Linked DNA regions of Homo sapiens: region 2 is linked to region 1. Evidence: read pairs that join two places in POLR2A ChIA-PET (ENCODE). Cell type or tissue: Panc1. All regions are shown on one strand.

Evidence for each region. ChIA-PET counts read pairs that join two places held together with the same protein. Peaks named below come from ENCODE experiments on the same cell type or tissue, not always from the same donor. Only the 100,000 strongest peaks of a DNase experiment are listed, where the experiment ranks them.
Region 2: POLR2A ChIA-PET joins it to region 1 with 6 read pairs; 5 of 35 experiments call an interaction of 5 or more read pairs at or near these places.

What each region holds. Positions count from the first base shown.
Region 1 is chr20:47,342,551-47,347,550 of GRCh38, forward strand. All of the region lies in intron 2 of ZMYND8 (zinc finger MYND-type containing 8), which reads right to left. Among named protein-coding and RNA genes, the nearest start is that of ZMYND8, 12 kb to the right of the region's middle. RefSeq lists enhancers at 1-526, 3,301-4,047. In Panc1, no CTCF peak of the experiment used is centred here; no DNase peak of the experiment used is centred here; H3K27ac peaks cover 5,000 bases.
Region 2 is chr20:47,630,159-47,635,158 of GRCh38, forward strand. NCOA3 (nuclear receptor coactivator 3) reads left to right here. Exons shown (of 23, transcript NM_181659.3): 9 at 3,338-3,478; 10 at 3,890-4,037. It also overlaps the pseudogene LOC100419565. Among named protein-coding and RNA genes, the nearest start is that of NCOA3, 130 kb to the left of the region's middle. In Panc1, no CTCF peak of the experiment used is centred here; no DNase peak of the experiment used is centred here.

The DNA.
Region 1 (5,000 bases):
GAAAAAAAAAAAAAGCTGGGCACGGAGGCTCATGCCTGTAATCCCAGCACTTTGGGAGGCTGAGGCAGGCGGATTGCCTGAGGTCAGGAGTTCGAGACTAGCCTGGCCAACATGGTGAAACCCCGCCTCTACTACAAATACAAAAAAATTAGCCGGGCATGGTGACATGTGCCTGTAATCCCAGCTACTATGGAGGCTGGAGCAGAGGAATTGCTTGAACTAGGAGGTGGAAGTCACAGTAAGCTGAGATCACACCACCGCACTCCAGCCTCGGCAACAGAGCAAGACTACATCTCAAAAAAAAAAAAAAAAGAAAAGAAAGAAAGAAACCAGGATCCATAGAGAAATGGATGATTTTAGGGCTGAGGCAAAGACATACAAAATGAGCCTGGAACATCTTATAGTGCCAGAAGACAAGAAAGTGCTCAATAAATAAATAAATAGGCCAGCCGGGCATGGTGGTTCACACCTGTAACCCCAGCACTTTGGGAGGCCAAAGTGGTAGGATCACTTGAGCCTGGGAAATTCAAAACCAGCCTGGGCAACACAGCGAGACTCCATCTCTACAAATAAAAAGAACAAAAATTAGCCAACTGTGGTGATGCATGCCTGTGGTCCCAGCTACTTGGGAGGCTGAGGCAAGAGGACTGCTTGAGTCCAGCAGGTCAAGGCTGCAATGAGCTGTGATTATACCACTGCACTCCAGCCTGGGCAGCAGAACGAGGCTGTCTCAAACGAACAAATAAATAAACCCCACAACGATGGAGTCTGTCAAGGGGACACAAGAGCCAACACAAAGAGCTCCCAACTGCCAAAGCTGGAATGATTTGAGCAATAAAATAAATAAGTAGTATTGGATTACAACCCACAGTATAAAGTAACCATCCCAGAGTCCACACTGCTAGAGATAAATGACTGAATAAATACATGAGGGAGAAAAGACTAATACCCCATACAGAAGAATTCTAAATTTTTTTTTTTGAGACACAGTGTCACTGTCACCCAGGCTGGAGTGCAGTGGTGGAATCTTGGCTCACTGCAACCTCCGCCTCTCGGGTTCAAGTGATTTTTCTGCTTCAGTCTCCCAAGTAGCTGGGATTATAGGCATACAATGTTTGTTATTTTTAGTAGAGATGGGATTTTGCCACGTTGGCCAGGCTGGTCTCGAACTCCTGGCCTCAAGTGATCTGCCCGCCTTGGCCTCCCAAAGTGCTGGGATTACAGGCATGAGCCACCACATCCAGCCCCCAAATAATTTATGTCAAGCCTCTGCTTTCGAGGAGGTGGAGCATAGCTCTTCACTCCTTAAGTGTGGGTGATGCCTTGTGACTTCCTTCCAAAGAGCAGAGGATGGAAAGAGAAGAAAGACAGCCAGATGGTCATGGTCAACATCAACAGTGATAAATCTTTTTTTTTTTTTTTTTTTTTCTTTTTGAGATAGTCTCATTCTATCTCCCAGACTGGAGTGCAGTGGCATGGTCTCAGCTAACTACAACCTCCGTCTCCACCCCCTCCACCCCGGGTTCAAGTGATTCTCCTGCCTCAGCCTCCCGAGTAGTTGCGACTAGAGGTGCCTGCCACCACACCCAGCTAATTTTTGTATTTTTAATAGAGGCAGGGTTTCACCATGTTGGCCAGGATGGTCTCGAACTCTTGACCTCAGATGATCCCCCCACCTTGGCCTCCCAAAGTGCTGAGATTACAGGTGTGAGCCACTGCACAAGGCCAACAGTGATAGATCTTATTAATAATACATACCCTTGATGTGATATGATGAAAATGGCATTTTACCCTCTGTAGTCTTCTTCCTCCCCAAAACCCATAACCACAGTTTACCAGAGTCTAATCATGAGAAACACATTATACAAATCCCAATTGACAGGACAATCTACAAAATACCCGACCAGTATTCCTGAAAACCGGTAAGTTCCACAAAAACAAGAAAAGTCTAAGAAACTGTCACAGCCAACAGGAGCCCAGGCAGACAACTAAATGTAATGAGGAATCCTGAGTGGGATTCTAAAACGGAAAAGGGACTTTTGTGGGAAACCGAAGGAAATCTGAATAAGGGATGGCCTTTAGTTGGTAATAACATATCAAAATTGATGCATTATTTGTAACAATTACACCACACTAGTGTATGATGTTAATAATAGAAGAAATTGTGTGTGTGGAGCCAGGGGCTAACATGGGAACTCTTGGCACTATCCTCAAAACTTTTCTGGAAATCTAATACTACTGTTAAATTAAAAGTTCATTTTAAAAATGTAATAGAAAATTGGCCAGGCATGGTGGCACATGCCTATAATCCCAGCACTTTGGGAGGTCAAAGAGGGAGGATCACTTGAGGCCAAGGGTTTCAGACCAGCCTGGGCAACCCACTGCGACCTCATCCCTACAAAAAAAAAATTTTTTTAATTAGCCAGGTGAGGTGGTGTGCACCTGTAGTCCCAGCTACTCAGGAGGCTGAGGTGGGAAGATAGCTTGAGCCCAGGAGATTGAGGCTACAGTGAGCTTTGAGCCCAGGAGATCAAGGATACAGTGAGCTATGATCATACCAGTGCACTCTAGCCAGGACAGTGCAGTGAGACGTTGTCTTTTATATATATATTTAAAACAGAAAATAATGAAATGACTCCTTCAGACTCCGTGGCCACCAAAAGCCTCTTTGAGGAGCCACCATCTGAGATAAGTCTGAGATCACAATGAGAAATGGGCAGCCTGCTCCTGGCAAAAGACACACAGGGGCCCCAAGGAAGGAACCAAGAGGAAGGAGGCCAAGGAGCTCAAGTGAAGTTGGGGGAGAAATGGCACAAGGTGAACAGAACATCACAAAGGAAACAAAGGTAAACAGGGCCGGCCCAGGTAGGCAGGTCACGGTGACTTCAGACCTGAGTGGAAGGGTACTGGAAAATCATCAGAAGGAGTTAGCAAAATGAGACAGAACCTGACCCACTTTTTTTTTTTTTTTTTTTAAGACGGAGTCTCGCTCTGTCCCCTAGGCCGGAGTGCAAAGGCGTGGTCTTGGCTCACTGCAACCTCCGCCTCCTGGGTTCAAGCAATTCTCCTGCTTCAGCCTCCCAAGTAACTGGGATTATAGGCACATGCTGCCACGCCCAGATAATTTTTTTGTATTTTAGTAGAGATGGGGTTTCACCGTGTTGCCCAGGCTGGTCTCGAACTCCTGAGCTCAGACAATCCACCCGCCTCGCCCTCCCAAAGTGCTAAGATTACAGGCGTGAGCCAACGCACTCTGTCCACTTTTTTTTTTTTAATAGAGATGGGGGCGGGAGGGGGGGGTCTCGTTAAGTTGCCCAGGCTGGTTTCAAACTCCTGGCCTCAACTGATCCTCCCACTTCAGTCTCTCAAGTAGCTGGGATGATTGGCATGCGCCACTGTGCCTGACCCCAATCCACGTTTTTGAAGCGCATTCTGGCTGCTGAAGGGTGAGGATGGGAGTAGGAGAAAAGAGAGAAAGAGACAATGGTCACTCAGCTTGGTCATGCTTGGATAGAATCTAATCCAACACCCCACTTCACAAATACAAAAATGAAGGGACAGAGCCAGTGTCCAAGCCCCCTGGGGAAGGTAAGCAGCAGAACAGGGACAAGACCCCCACCCTCCTGGCCCCCTCTCTTCAGTCCCTCTCCACTTTGCCCCGTCTCCTGCTGGACCACATTTGATTCTGACCACAACAAGGGGGCTGAGAAGTGGCTGAGAGGCACGTGCTCCTGCAACATCAAAAACACCTCTGTGAGAAGGTACCTTCCTTGCTCTGAAGTCCCTGGTGGCTCAGCTCTCTTCACCATCAATGGCACTGAAACTTCCTGCCACCCAGCACAGGCTGGGTCATGCTGTGATGAGGGGGCAGCAGCCCTCTGCCTCCGCCCAGCCTCCTCCTGCTGCTCCCCAGCACACAGCACCCACCCAGTAAGCCAGGCCTTCCCACCCAGGGTGCCTCCCCTTCTGTGACCCCTGCCAGAGATCAGCAGCCAGCTTCTGCTTCCCAGGTCCCAGCCTTGACTACTGGACCCTCAACTTTGCCCCAAAATGACATACTGTCTTTTTTTTTTTGAGATGGAGTCTTGCTCTGTCGCCCAGGCTGGAGTGCAGTGGTGCGATCTCAGCTCACTGCAACCTCCGCCTCCCAGGTTCAAGTGATTCTCCTGCCTCAACCTCCTAAGTAGCTAGGATTACAGGCGCGTGCCACCATGCCCGACTAATTTTTGTATTTTTAGTAGAGACGGGGGTTTCACCATGTTGGCCAGGCTGGTCTCGAACGCCTGACCTCGTGATGGTCCGCCTTGGCCTCCCAAAGTGCTGGGATTACAGGCATGAGCCACCACGCCTGGCGACACGCTGTCTTGTAACAATCCTCAAAATGCTTTTGGTTTCAGACGCCTTTAGGGAGTCACTTTGTGCGACACTCTGCAGCCAAATGAGAATCTCCTTCCGGCAGTATGCAGTAACCCTGTCCAGCCTCTTCCTCCCTCCCCATAACCCCCAGTGCAAGGCTGTGTGTTCCAAGAAAGCACTCAGTGACTTGTTGAAGGAATGAAAACACCTTGGTACAACCATTAAGTTTGGAGATGAGCCTTTTCATCAACCAAAGATACGAAAAATACTCCAGTAGCTCATTTGTGAAAGCACCCTGAAGGTAAAAGTGAATAACTGCTTCATTTTGGGAAGCCTCATAAAATCTCTTTCACAAAGACCAAATGAAAAGTACCAATCCCTCAATTAGAAGATATTCAGGAGTCTACTCCAGGCTTGTGAATAAACGCATAAATTGTGTTTGTCCTAATTTGCTAAATTTTGAACTAAATGCAAACACTGGCCCCGGCATCCCAGCAAGCTCTACATTTCCTTTTTATCTCTAACCCAAGACCACCACTTTCCAGTGAAGCGGGCTGACTTCATCCCACTTCTGGGATTCCAAAGAGGTCTGTTGTTAAAATCAGAAAACGAGCAGCAGCTAGAGGCTCTGGTGGCTTCCAGAA
Region 2 (5,000 bases), 290 kb after region 1:
GGCACGAGTGCACAGGTATTTACTCTTTCCCAGAATGCGTTTATCCCTTTTCCCTAGTCTCCCCCTGCTACTAATAAGATTTTTGGTCACCATTAAAATTCTGAATTTTAAACAGATTATTGGACTGGTGGTTTATTTCTGTCAGCTTATTCAATATTAGTGCCTTTTAAATCTCCAGTAGCTTTTGCAGAATTACCTTTCACTATGAAGCCCCATGAGTTTTCCCAAACCAAACTTGGTTTTCTTCAGTATGTTTTCTAATGAATATGTCATAGAAAGGATAAATATATGGGCAAGACTTTTTTTTTTTTTTTTTTTTTTTGAGACGGAGTCTCGCTCTGTTGCCCAGGCTGGAGTGCAGTGGCGAGATCTCGGCTCACTGCAACCTCTGCCTCCCGGGTTCAAACCATTCTCCTGCCTCAGCCTCCCGAGTTGCTGGGACTACAGGTATGTGCCACCACACTCAGCTAATTTTTTGTATTTTTAGTAGAGATGGGGTTTCACCATGTTAGCCAGGATGGTCTCGAACTCCTGACCTCATGATCCACCCACCTCGGCCTCCCAAAGTGTTGGGATTACAGGCACGAGCCACCGCGCCTGGCCTGGGCAAGCCTTTTCAATGTCTTTCCTAATTTGTCTGGAGTCAGTTTATTGCCCACTTCTTTCAAGTTATTTGTCTGTACCTTTTGGGTCACAACTTCCATCATCATTGGGATTTGGCATATCTGTTGGTGCTGAGCATAAGAGATTGCCCAAGTCTGATTATTGCATTTCTTAGTAAAACCTATACAAAACAGATAACTATTGGCAATCTTGACATCAGCAGGAGCTTCCTATGAAGTCTGCCATGTTTAACCATGGAGCATATTTTGTCACAGAAAAGATTACTGAGGATGTCCAGGTCAAAAACTGTGTGACCAGTTATTATGGCTTGGATCATTCTGTCTGCATTCAAAGACATAGAAAAGGCCTGAAAGCTGATCCAAGACCAGCCATGGAAGCTGGTCACATAGTTTTTGACCTGGATGTCCTCAGTAATTAGTCTGAATTTTCTAAGGGCAGTTTCATCATTATGCAGATCAGCAAGGTTCATTTCAAAAACACAGTTCTTGAGGCCATCAGATGCAGTTTTGGTTCCTTGAGCCCTTTTGACTAGTTTGTTACCAATTAAACACAGCTGGTGCTTTCACATCATATCAGTCTTTTTTAGGAAATGGATTAACCACTTTCTTCTTTGCTCCCATTCTGCCACTTTTTGTAAGGCACTTGCTTTTGCCAACCACCCTAGTGCTGCTTAGAGTGAAAAGGCCTAGACAGTTTTTAAGGACCATCTATTGTCATGAAACCTTCTTTAATTTCATAGTATTTTTGAGTATGTATATTTGGTGTCTCCATTGTATTTGATATTAAGCAAAAGTTGTCAGAAGCTTCCAGCATTGTAGAAATGAGTATTTGGTTAACCCTCCAAGTTTAGGTATTAAGTGTACAAAAATGTGATCATCTCTCAGATGCAAATAATTGTCCCTGCTGGCTTACTTTAAGTAGGTATTTTCTCTTGCTTATAGTTGTAGGGACAGAATCTCTTCGGACAAACAACTTTCCTCATAGGCGTTATTTTTTCCCTTTACACGAAAATGAACTTAAGGTTATCTGGACATGTATATTCAGTACATTCAGACAGTAAAAGGAGTTTGTGTGATATATATTCTGTACAGCATTTGGGAAAACACTGTTTTTCTACACTGCCACACCACTTCTGACCCCAGATGTATTTTTTTCTACACTAACCAGCGCTCTGTCTGACATAAGCTGGGTGCCCTACAATTTTAGTTTGGACAGTTTCTACCTGGGTTTAGCATTAGATCTTACAAGGTTAAGGGTTCAGTCCCACAAGACTGCCTGTACTTTACTTCAGATGCCAGTTGCAAGTCCTGGCCTTCTGTACTTCTGACTGACTGGCTATAAATTGGGCTTCTGATCCTCTCCTTAGGTTTGATGATTTGCTAGAATGGCTCAAGAAATCCGGAAATGCTTTACTCAGGTTTACTGGTTTCTTATGAAGGGTACAACTCAGGAATATCTCAATGGGAGAAATGTATAGGAGAAGGTATTAGGGGGTGGGGATGAGGTTTGGAGGTTCCATGCCCTCTCTGGGCTTATAGCCTTCCCAGCACCTTAATGTACTCATCCTTTGGAAGCTCATCAAATCTCTTGTTCAAGAGGTTTTTTTTTTTTTTTTTTTAATTGGAGATGGAGTCTTGCTCTGTTGCCTAGGCTGGAGTGCAGTGGCACGATCTCAGCTCACTGTAACCTCTGCCTCCCGGGTTCAAGCAATTCTCCTGCCTCAGCCTCCCAAGTAGCTGGGATTACAGGTACGCACCACCACGCCCAGCTAAGTTTTGTATTCTTAATAGAGATGGGGTTTCACCATGTTGACCAGGCTGGTCTCGAACTCTTGACCTTGTGATCTGCTTGCCTTGGCCTCCCAAAGTGCTGGGATTACAGATGTGAGCCACTGTTGCTGGCCCGAGTTTTTTTTTTTTGAGATGGAGTCTCATTCTATTGCCAGGCCGGAGTGCGGTGGCATGATCTCGGCTCACTGCAACCTCCGCCTGCCAGGTTCCAGCGATTCTCCTGCCTCACCCTCCCGAGTAGCTGGGACTACAGGCGCACACTCCCATGCCCAGCTAATTTTTGTATTTTTACTAGAGATGGGGTTTCACCATGTTGGCCAGGATGGTCTTGATATCTTGACCTCGTGATCTGCCTGCCTTGGCCTCCCAAAGTGTTGGGATTACAGGCGTGAGGCACCGTGCTAGGCCAAGAGTTTTTTATAGAATTTAATCACCAGGCTCTCCTTCCTCCCTCATGCCCCATTCCTGGAGGTTAGTAGATGGAACTACTAACAGAAAGTTCCAATCCTTTAATTACTTGGTCTTTCTGATTATCAGCTCCATCCTGAGGTGATCTAGAGACCCCACCCTAAGTCTCCTCATCAGCATAAATTGAGGTGTGTTCCAAAGGGGCTCTTTATGAATAACTTGAAAATACTTTTATTACTCAGGAAATTCTGAGGATTTTGGATAGGGGCTCTGTGCTAGAAATCTGACAAAGACCAAATGTATTATTATACTCCTTAGCAGAACATGTAGGGAGAATCCTGTGGTGCTATGTCTTAAGGAGAAAAGCTGTGGATATAGTAGAAATTTGGATCAGAGAAGGTGGAGCAAAGATTTAATATCTTTTATTTTATTCTCCAGTGCTAAGCCATGTGTAGGCAGCCAGTAAATACTTGTGGGCTGGATATAAGTCTTTTTTTCCTTTTTTTGTTTAATAGGAAAGGTTGTCAATATAGATACAAATTCACTGAGATCCTCCATGAGGCCTGGCTTTGAAGATATAATCCGAAGGTGTATTCAGAGATTTTTTAGTCTAAATGATGGGCAGTCATGGTCCCAGAAACGTCACTATCAAGAAGGTAAAGAATTTTGGGGTTGATTGTTCTTATCATTTTATTCTTTAGAGACAGGGCCTTGCTATCTTGCCCAGGCTGGACTCGAACTCCTGGATTTAATTGACCCTTCTGCCTCAGCTTCTGAGTAGCCAAGACTGCAGGTGCACACCACCATACCTGGTTTTGTGGTTGATTCTTGATCTTGTTTGTCATTATGTTTGGTATACACATGACTGTAGTTGCTCTCTTGTTGGTGAGGGGTAGGAAAATGATGCCTGAGTGTTCTTATTTTACCCTGTTGATGATTTTGGTGCAGATCCAGTCTTTCCTTGGATTTTTAGAAATGTACTTGAAGTATATTTCCTCCCTGTCCCCTCCTATATATATTTGTTTTGCTGACTGTAGTTACCAGTGATGGGATATTTTCCCCAACAGCTTATCTTAATGGCCATGCAGAAACCCCAGTATATCGATTCTCGTTGGCTGATGGAACTATAGTGACTGCACAGACAAAAAGCAAACTCTTCCGAAATCCTGTAACAAATGATCGACATGGCTTTGTCTCAACCCACTTCCTTCAGAGGTAATGATAGATTACTGTGTATTCTAATACAAAATGCAGCAGTGTTCTCAAAATGCTTTATTATTAAAGTAAAAAGGGAAGGGATAAAATGAGACAAAATTTAGGAAGGTTATTGGGTTTGATGAAATGAGTTTAGATTCCTGGATTATGATATGTTTAAGGTTGTATTTTTATGTGAAAGTGATTATTTATTAAATACTTTACAGGAAAGCTAGGTGATGGGAAGGCTAATGGGTGGATAAAAGAGCACATAAAATCTGATTACATGTCTTACCACTCATTTCTGATAATGTGTGTTGCTTTGGGGACTGCATTTAAAATTTGAGGGTAAACTTCAAGAATAAAGGTAGTTACTGTCTGGGTTGGTAGTGGCAAATAAGAAATGCATGAAGGGGAGGATATTCACCCATTAATTATCTTGAGTAATTTGCAGGTACCCCCAGGTGAAGCCCTAGATAATGTGGCAACTCTAATAAAGCCCACCTGAAACTCCAGTTAACATAGCTGTTGGTCTTTCATAATACTACAGTGGTCTCACTCATAGATTCTGTGGCTTACTGAAAAATATGTTACTAGGTAAATAATTGATCAATATGTAGATTGGAACTGTCACTAGGTATTGGAATGCTGCCTAAAAAGTTAAGTTCCTGGGTAGTTAATTCATCCCATTTTTTTATTCCCTCTCCTTCTCTCTCCCTTCTTCCTTTCTTCTTCTTCTCTTCTTCTTTTTTTTTTTTTTTTTTTTTAAACAGAGACAGAGTCTTGATCTGTCACCCAGGCAGGTGTGCAGTAGTGCCATCACAGCTCACTGCAACCTCGAACTCCTGGGCTCAGGCGATCCTCCCACCGCAGCCTCCTGAATAGCTAGGACTAGAGATGTGTGTCACTATGCCTGGCCAATTTTTAAATTTTTTGTAGAGACATGATCTTGCTGTGTTGCCCAGGTTGGTTTCAAACTCCTGA